Linked DNA regions of Homo sapiens: region 1 is linked to region 2. A link is a loop called in an ENCODE intact Hi-C map of the cell type or tissue named here. Cell type or tissue: mammary epithelial cell. All regions are shown on one strand. Region 1 overlaps MEGF9 (multiple EGF like domains 9). Region 2 overlaps CDK5RAP2 (CDK5 regulatory subunit associated protein 2).

Region 1 (5,000 bases), 81 kb before region 2:
GCAATTGTGTGATCTCGGCTCACCACAACCTCTGCTTTCCGGATTCAAGTGATTCTCCTGTCTCATCCTTCTGAGTAGCTGGGATTACAGGCATGCACTACCACACCTGACTAATTTTGTATTTTTAATAGAGATAGGGTTTCACCATGTTGGTCAGGCTGGTCTCGAACTCCTGACCTCAGGTGATCCACCTGCCTTGGCCTCCCAAAGTGCTGGGATTACAGGCGTGAGCCACCATGCCTGGCATATACATATATACATATATATATGTATGTATGTATATATGTATATAAAGGGTAGCAACATGACCTTTTCTTGTCACATCAGCTATGCACAAAGGACTTATTATTGGACTGCATCTTACCCTGAACATCCAAATTTTACTATGGAACTGTTAGCTTTTTTTTTTTCAGGTATTTTTTATATTAAAGCTTAGCACTTTATCAGAACTTTTTCTCTTAAAAATTCTTTGTATTGAACATTTTTAATAGGGGGAGAGTAGGTAGACAGATTTCACACATAATGCAGGTTTTGACGTGTCCAACCTGAGGAACAGTTTAACTTTTAAAATTGTTTTATTTTTAGAGCAAAACTCCAGTTTCCTAGTATGTATTTTTCAGCTGTTTTTTATTGTCACAAAGATACATAGCTAAAGAGAGATCATGATACAAGAAGATCTGAAAGAAGCCAGTACCTAAAGTGTCTACCACAGCATGAATATATACTACTTTGTTATGTGGGAAAAATGTCATTAACACTATCAGGCCTTTACAATTACATGATTGAAAATGATGATATTTACATACAAGTTTGATTTAATGTTAAGTGTTCACATAAACTTTTGAAGGTATCTTTCACAATAAATTTATGAAGTTTGGGGGAATTTTGCTGTAGTCAGTTAAGAATTGAGATTTACACTTAGGGAGGCCTACATGGGCGCATCACTTGAGGTCAGAAGTTCGAGACCGGCCTGGCCAACGTAGTGAAACCCTATCTCTACTAAAATACAAAAATTAGCCAGGCGTGGTGACATGCGCCTGTAATCCCAGGTACTTGGGAAGCTGAGGCAGGAGGATCACTTGAACCTGAAGATGGAGGTTGCAGTGAGTGGTGAGCAGAGATCATGCCACTGCACTCTAGCCTGAGCCACAGAGTGATCTCCGTCTCAAAAGAAAAAAAAAAAAAATTGAGCTTTTTAACATGTAGGTTGATGACATTTTCATTCTTTTGTTTTTTTCAAGTTTTGCTTCAGTTGTGAGACCATTTTATTTCACAGCCTTATTCTCTCTCCCCTTTTAAAAATATTTCTGCTAGTAAGGAAAAGAAATCAAGACTTTTACGAATAGTTTTAGCATTGGACTGTAGTTAGCTTACTTTGTAAAATGTCATTATCTTCCTAGATTTCTATGTAGAATTTACTCACTAATTTCCATAATAGTAGTTCTGAGTGTCCCTTTGAATCTTCCTGGCCCCATAAGGAAGGAATGTAAATTATGTTACACTTTCTCATTTTGTATTTTCAAATGTTATGCTGCTTCCATGTCTGTAGAACATCCTTACTAATAGAGTGCCAAGGGAGTATTATTACAAAACCTAACTTTGTTTTGTTTTTTTCTTTTCTTTATTAATTGTTTTTATTTTTACTTTAAATTTTTAAATATATAAAGCTATGGAGAATAATATAACAAATATCCATGCACTCACACCCAGAATTATTAATAATAAAGATTAACATTTTGACATTTTGCTTCATATTTATATATATATGTATATAGTTACATCTTTGAAATAGAAAATTTCAATAAAGTTGAGGTCCTCTTTTCCTCCGTAGTCCTGTTTTACCCCCCTCCCTCCACAGAGACAAGCAGAGTGTAAAATTCCCCTATACCCTCGCAATCCACATTTTAATTTTTACCTCATGTTTATATCCATCTGGTTAGTGTACTCTGTATCCATTTGCTTAGTGCGCTTAGTGTGGTTTTTAAATTTTAATAAGTATTCTCTTTCTGTATGTGTTATTCCCCAATTTGCTTTTCAACCAACATTCTTTTTAAGATTTAGGCTGGGTGGCTAATCTAATGGCTCATGCCTGTAATCCCAAAACTTTGGGAGGCCAACGCAGGAGAATCACTGGAGGCTGAGAGTTCAGTATCAGCCTGGGCAACACAGTGAAATCCTGTCTCATAAAATAATTTAAAAATTAGCCGGGTGTAATGGCATGCTCCTGTAGTCCCAGCCACTTGGGAGGCCCCATCTCTAAAAAAAAAAAAAAAAAAAAGATTTGTGCATGTTCATGCATGTATGATTAGTTCATTTATGAAAATGCCACAATTTATCTATTCTTCTATTAATATGTATTTGGATTGTTTTTGTTTTCTCCTTGGCGTATAGTTGCTACTTTTGGTATGTAATCAGATTAACCAGCAAGGATTTATTGAGCCACTAATCTTGTATCCCACCTTTCCCTAAGGAGCTTACAATCTAGTAGGGGACACAATTCATAGACATGGCAGTATAGAAATCAGGTGGGGTAGAAATTAACTCTATCCAATCCCTATTAGTTTTTCTTTTTCTTATGATCTTTTTGTTGCAGGCATGATTTTTGAAAGTTACTTGGCTTTCAAGGTAAATCTTTAACTTTTAAAAATAATTTGCTTCTTTTAGGTGCTTGTTTAAACTGCCAGGAAAATAGCAAAGGAAATCACTGTGAAGAATGTAAAGAAGGATTTTATCAGAGTCCTGATGCCACTAAAGAATGTCTTCGCTGCCCTTGTTCAGCAGTGACATCTACAGGCAGCTGCTCTATAAGTAAGGCCTTTCTCTAACTTTTCATTTTAGAGGGAAAAAAAAATCAGTTATCAATAGGTATAAGTTGCATTGATGAATAAAGTTCTGGATGCTATAGGTGAAAGGGAGTTATAAAAACAGCAAAAGTTTTCCTTTCCAGGAATTTATAATCTAATCCAAATATATATATATGTGAATGAGACTTAAAGTGTCTAAAAACCTGCATAATGAGTTAATGCAGGAACTTCAAGACTGAGCAACTTTTGCTCACCTATTTCAAGGTAACATTTACTAATTAGTTCCTCCTAGATACCGAATAATGTTGACTAATTGCAATCTAATAAATATAGTTGACTCATTTAATCCTGATATATATATTAGTTATCTATTGCTAAATAACCTATTACCCTAAAATTTAGTGGCTTAAAACAGTAAGCATTCATTATTTCACATATTTTCTACTAGGACTTTCGAAGCAGCTTAGCTGGGTGGTGCTGGTTTGAATTTTTTCCTTTCTTTCTTTCTTTCTTTCTCTCTCTCTCTCTCTCTCTTTCTTCCTTCCTTCCTTCCTTCCTTCCTTCCTTTCTTTCTTTTCTTTTCTTTTCTTTCTTTCTTTCCTTTCTTTTCTCCCTGTCTGTTTAAATAATAGCTTTGTTGAGCTGTAATTCACATTTCATACAATTTAAGATGCAAAATTCAGTTTTTTTAGTACATAGTCTCAAAGTTTTGCAACCATGACCACAATCAATTTTAGAAGTTTTCATCACCTCCCCCAACAAAAGGACCTAAAAAACAATCCTATAATCATTAGCAATTACTCCCTTTTCCTCTGGCCTTAGGCAACCACTAACCTACTTTTTCTGCTCTATGGATTTGCCCATTCTGAACATTTCATACAAATGAAGTCATTCAATACATGGCCTTGTGTGTCTGGCTTTTTTCACTTAGCATAGTATTTTCAGTTCATTCATGTTATAACATGTCTCAGTACTTCATTCCTTTTTGTTACTAAATAATATATTATTGTGTTATACCCCATTTCATTGCTCTCTTCATCAATTGATAGACATTTGTGTTGTTTCCACTTTTTAGCTATTACAAATAATGCTGCTGTGAACATTTGTATACATGTTTTTGTATGTACATATATTTTCATTTATCTTCAGTGTATACCTAGGAGTGGAATTCCTGGGTCCTGTAGTAACTATGTTTATCCTCTTGAGGAGCTGTCAGACTGTTTTCCAAAATGAGTACACCATTTTGCATTCTCATTCTCACCAACCCTGTATGTAGGTTCCAAATTTTCCACAGCTTCACCAACACTTACTATCTGCCTTTGTATAATTATAGCCATCCTAGTAGATATGAAGTGGTATTCCACTGTGGTTTTAAGTTGCATGTTCCTGATGGCTAGTTATGTGCTTATTGTTCATTCATATATTTAGAGAAATGTCTGTTCAGATCCTTTGCACATTTAAAATTTGGATTATTTATCTTGTTATCATTGAGTTGAAATAATTCTTTATATATTCTAGATACAAGTCCCTTAACAGATATATGATTTATAAATATTTTTTCTATTTTGTGGTTTAATTTTTTGCTTTCTTGATGGTGACCTTCTTAGCAAGGCCCAATTCAAATGTTACCTGCTTCATGAAGACTTTTCTATACCTCCCAGTAGGAAATTATCCTGTCCCTCAAGCTCTCGTACTACAGTGCAATATCATGTATTTATGTATAGTGGATGCACCAAGAGGGAATAATTACTTTGCCTGGAGTGGGGGAATATCAGCAATGGCTTCAGAGAGGATGTGACATAAAAGCTGAGTCTCGTGATGGGAGTCTGCATTTAGCAGGTAGACAGGAGAAGGAAGGACATTTCAGATAAAAATATCAGTAGGAACAATGGTACAGAAATCTTAAAACAGCTTATTTGATCAAGAAACTACTTAAGAATGGCAGAAACAAAGTATAAGGCAGAAGGAGTGAAACATCAGGCAGCACATTGAATGTCATATTTGAGGTCCAGTTGGTCTGCCCATGACAGGCATGAAAGGCTTTCACAAACCTTAATTTCAGTCCTTCAGTCTATTTCATCAGGAATTCTTTAGATTATTGTTGCTATAGTTGTTGAAGTACAAAAATGCTGTAAAATATGGTACTGTTGTAAGCTGTAACTTCATTGAGAACAAGGAATATATGCCTTTTCACTA
Region 2 (5,000 bases):
CCTGGCCTGAGTGCTGTGTTCTGGAAAGGAGTGGGGAAGAGGTGAGGAGAGGGAAGCTGGGGAGGTGACATGGACCTTATTGAAGAATTTGAGTTTTATCCTAAAGGCATACAAGAAGCCACTGAAGAGTTAAAGGTGGGGCTTCAGGGAATGACAAGATCAGATTTAAATTTAGAAAGGTCTTTCTGCCTGCCCTTGGGGAATGGATTGACACTGGGGCTGGGTAGAAGACTGGTTCTCAGGCTGATGCAGAAATCCAGGAAAGAGCTGATGGTGACCAAAGTGGAGGTGACAGAGCTGGGAATGGAGGAGAACAGGCTAGAAGGTAGAGTGGATGTGATGGGCTTGAAGGGCTTGGTGACTGACTGGATCTGGGGGATAAGGGGAAAAGCTACAGTGACACACCCTTGCCCAGGCATTTTTTTTTTTTTTTTTTTTTTTTTTAGATGGAGTCTTAACTCTGTCCTCCAGGCTAGAGTGCAGTGGCGTGATCTTGGCTTACTGCAACCTCAGCTTCCCAGGTTCAGGTGATTCTCTTACCTCAGCCTCCTGAGCAGCTGGGATTACAGTTGCCCGCCACCAAAAAAGCCTGGCTAATTTTTGTATTTTTAGTGGAGACAGCGTTTCACCATGTTGGCCAGGCTGGTCTTGAACACCTGACCTCAGGTGATTTGCCGGCCTCTCAAAGTGCTGGGATTACAGACATGAGCCACTGTGCCTGGCCCTTGCCCAGGTTTTGAACATGAGCAGCTGTGGGGTGGTGCAATTTATTGAATTTTGTTGGGGGAAAAGGAAAAAGAGGAAATGTTTTTGGGTGGAGGGAGAGGGAAGATGATACCTTCAGTTGGCACATGTTGGGTTTGAGGGCCTGTGAGCTTCAGTGAGTAGAGTCTAGGATGTGGTTGGGTGTATGAATTAAAGCTTGAATTAGAGGAAGTATAGATTCATTCCTTAACCAACTACTGAGTGTGGCCTTGGGAATGCGTGCTGGGAATGCAGGGCTGAACGTTGTCCTGCTTCTATGGTGCTCTCAGTGTGGGAGGGGATAGATGTTAAAAAAAATATATGTCGTGATTGATGCCGTGATAGAGGTGAGCCCAGGGTTCCGTGCTGTGACAAAAGCAAGGTGTGATCAGCTCTGCCTGGGCGTGGAATGGGGAGGGCTTGTCAGACAAGGAGTCCTGCGAGTTGGGTGAGGACGCTTTGCCTAGCAGAGAGAACAGCACGTAAAGGTACAGAGCCTGGCACATTTTAAGGTGATCCTAGAGGAGAGTGGTCCTGTTAGCATGTGCCACAGAAGCTTAATTGCTCATCTTTTTTTGGAAGGGGGACTTTGGGAAGGGTTAACGTGTATCAAGTACTTACTGTGTTCTAGGTGGTAGAGTCTCCATGGATGTCGGATCAGAGCTTTGCTAAAGGCGGCATCTTCCTGGGATTTCCCATAGGTCTGACTGGAGAGGCACCAAAACCCAACATGTCAGTCCTATGAATGCAGCTGTCTCTCAGGGATAGCTGTGTCCCAGGCGCACTCCCAGAGATCAGTGCAGCAGTCAGATGCCAGCTCTGGATTTTTGCTCAGGGTGTGGCCCTCTTTGTGGTGAAACCTTCCTGGGTGTGTAGGATCAGCGTGTTCCCTCCCTGAAGGCAGGCCTGCCTAGGAAGCTAAGTCAAGGTCAGATGGTTAGCAGAAAACTGGAGCCAGAGTCCTTGGTTTTGCCCTGGTGAGACGGATCCAGATCTGCGACACAGATTGACTCACTGTTGGGCAGGGCAAGGTATTGAATCTTTAGGGCCCAGGGACCCCTCACGTGGATGGACTCTGCCAATATCTTTCTGGGCTCCCACCACCCTTTTTAAAGGTGCATGCTTTAGCTACTTTATTGTCTTCAATCTGGCCTTTGAGCTGCTCTGTGTCTTTAAGGCAGTTAATACTGGGAAGTCCTGCAGATCAAATATGCCAACAGATATGATCTGTTTGGCTTACAGTATTTTTTAAAGTGTGAATTAGTTGCCAGTATGTAAAAAATTGAATTTCATGCAGAAGTCTGGATTTCCACCTTCTGTTTAAAACCTAGGAGATTGGCAGCCCTGGGTATCATCTTGCTGGATTGAGGCTACCCCTCCCCTTAGATGGGCTTGGTGCTCCAGCTTGGCCACAGGAGTCCCCACCAGGCCTGCCTACTTTTTCTTTTCTCTATGTAGAACTTGCTTTAAGGTAACTAAAAAAAAAAAAAAATTCAGTTTTATTGGTGTATAAATTACATACAACACAGTGCTTCAATTTTAAGTGTATATAGTTCGGTGACTACCTCTCCCATTGATTATGTGACGATTTCAAAGTTGAGCCCCTAGAGGGCAATCTTACACCTCTTTCCAGGTTTTCTGGGGCATTGCACTGGTGCTGCCTGGCACCTTGTCTCCTAGTGCATTGCTAGGTGCTTTAGTTACCTTTGTCTCCCTCTTTACCTTCATCCCAGGAAGCTGTGCTTCACTAGGGCAGCTCTGTCTGACTGCAAAATCTTTCTTCTTTCTCCCAAACTAAGTTGCTTTCTTGGTTTAGCTGCAGAAAGGCTATTCTGAGGGTCTTCTGACAAAATGCTAATTGTTACATGTTAAAAAAAAAAAGTAATAATTATAACAACTGTCATTTGTTGAGTTCCACCATATTCCAGGAGCAGTGCAAGATTGTTTTAAATAGCTTGTCTCTGGTCCACAATCACAAGTCACCCCTATTTTGTAGCTGAGGAGGCACAGGCTCAGAGAGATGGAATTACTTGCCATGGCCAAGGGGCAGTTGATATGGGATAATTTGGTAATTATATTGTGTTATTTGATAACACAGCCCAGAGAGGGATGTGTTCAGCTGTTCCTGAGTGGGGCACTAGGGGTGCAGGTAGCAAAGCTTCCTGGAGGGGAGCTTAATTAGCTTTGGCAGGATGAATGGGTGTTTGTCAGGTAGAGGTGGGGGTGAGGCGGGGGTAGGGTGGGGAAGGGCATTTTAGGTAGAAGGAATAGCACGAGCAAAGGTGTAGAGGCATGAAACAGTCTGGCTTCGGGAGAGAACTGAAAGTGAGGCTACTGAGTGGAGATGGAGAGGGTGATGGTTTCCCGTGAGAGATGAGACTGAAGCTGTCGGCAGGGCCCTCTGATCTGGTAGGCCCTAAGACCTAGGACCTGGAATGCCTGGGAAGGAGTTTCACCGTTTTTTATTTTTTTATTTTTTCCTTTTTTTTAAAAATTATACTTTGTTTTAGGGTACATGTGCACAACATGCAGGTTTGTTACATATGTATACATGTGCCATGTTGGTGTGCTGCACCCATTAACTTGTCATTTACATTAGGTATATCTCCTAATGCTATCCCTCCCCCCTCCCCCCACCCCACAACAGGCCCTGGTGTGTGATGTTCCCCTTCCTGTGTCCAAGTGTTCTCATTGTTCAATTCCCACCTATGAGTGAGAACACGCAGTGTTTGGTTTTCTGTCCTTGTGATAGTTTGCTGAGAATGATGGTTTCCAGCTTCATCCATGTCCCTACAAAGGACATGAATTCATCCTTTTTTATGGCTGCATAGTATTCCATGGTGTATATGTGCCACATTTTCTTAATCCAGTGTGTCATTGTTGGATATTTGGGTTGGTTTTATCTTGAAAGTCAGTGTTTTTAAACTTTGCCCTGAGAAGTCTTGGCAAGACATTCCGTTTTTTCCACACTTATCGGAACAGCTCTGCTTCATTGGTTTTGTTTGCTTAGGTTTCAGTGACATATCTTTTGGAGAGAGGATTTCTTGGCCAAAGAAATTAGTAGTCCACTGCTGTTGGTGGGGACCGTTGAAGGTATTTGAACAGGAGCACAGCTTGGCTAGAGTCCAGAAGCTCAGAGTTGAATTGACTGGAGCCAGGCTGGAGGCAGGCAGGGGACCAGTTAATGTCACACGAATTCTGACGCTTAATCTCCTACCTGCAAAATGTGATTCTGTTTGTGTTCAGCCATTGTATATGTCTACTTTGAAGATATCTGGCCCCATTTCCTTCCTCCTCCAGCTCCACTGAGCTAAGAGAACAGCTTAGAATTAATATTTAAATTTTGTTCTCTTTTAGACTGATTGAGGAGTTGAAGCTGTCTTTGAAGAGCAAAGAAGCTTTAATTCAGTGCCTTAAAGAGGAGAAATCTCAGATGGCATGTCCTGATGAGAATGTGTCATCTGGAGAGCTCCGAGGACTTTGTGCTGCTCCAAGGGAAGAAAAGGAGAGAGAAACTGAGGTGAGGTGACAGGACATGAAGAGGGGGCTTTAATTAGCCAACCAGACTCCTCTGTGGGAGATGGAATGCGCATTCGGTCCTCATGGTTCACACACAGCCTGCTTCTAAATATGAGTCCCCTGTCAGCTGAGGAGTGAGCAGAAACTGCCTTTGTCAGGGGCCCTGGCATTCTTTTTCCTTCTTAGTCTCCTGTTCCTATAAAGAGTTGCTTAAAGAAAACCAGTCCCTACCTGCTTACCTCTGTTTTACCATGTGTTGATTTGTTGTTACCTGGGGACTTTATTTTCATCCTTTGGGTTTTCTTAGGATACAGTTGTGGTGCATTGTTTTCCATCTTGCCTTTTTGGTTAGAAGTAGGTGTGAGGCCAACTTTGGTCTGCAACTTGAGAGGTAGGGTGGGAAGAGGACTAACTCGTATCGGGCTTAGCAGTATGGGAGGGGTTCAGTATACCATCTCGTTCAATCCTCCCAGCCACCTGGCAAGGTAGAGCTCATGGTCTCCTTGTCACGTTTAGAAACGGGCTCAGGCTCAGAGGAATTGTTACATTTTTCCAGGTTCCAAGAGATGGGTTGCTAGTAGCTGACCCCAAAGCCTCCCTGGACTCCTGCCCCCGCCCTAGGCGGCCTCCCCAGCAAGCTCTTTTGAAGAGGTTGGGCAGGCCAGGGAAGTGCAGGTAGGTCTTAGTCCAGGCCTTCCATTCTTGTTGGAGTAGCTGCTGCATGTCGTATGTTCACA

What was found. Peaks named below come from ENCODE experiments on the same cell type or tissue, not always from the same donor. Only the 100,000 strongest peaks of a DNase experiment are listed, where the experiment ranks them.
Region 1: a loop joins it to region 2, with 10 times the contacts of the local background. A loop is called at or near these places in 2 of 110 quality-filtered maps.

The regions. Positions count from the first base shown.
Region 1 is chr9:120,610,204-120,615,203 of GRCh38, reverse strand. It overlaps MEGF9 (multiple EGF like domains 9), which reads left to right. Exons shown (of 6, transcript NM_001080497.3): 4 at 2,665-2,808. Among named protein-coding and RNA genes, the nearest start is that of CDK5RAP2, 33 kb to the right of the region's middle. In mammary epithelial cell, CTCF peaks have their summits at 2,786 (motif pointing left) and 3,990; a DNase peak (open chromatin) is centred at 3,743; H3K27ac peaks cover 2,628 bases.
Region 2 is chr9:120,529,242-120,534,241 of GRCh38, reverse strand. CDK5RAP2 (CDK5 regulatory subunit associated protein 2) reads left to right here. Exons shown (of 38, transcript NM_018249.6): 8 at 4,102-4,264. Among named protein-coding and RNA genes, the nearest start is that of CDK5RAP2, 48 kb to the left of the region's middle. In mammary epithelial cell, a CTCF peak has its summit at 2,369 (motif pointing right); DNase peaks (open chromatin) are centred at 1,601 and 2,361; H3K27ac peaks cover 2,313 bases.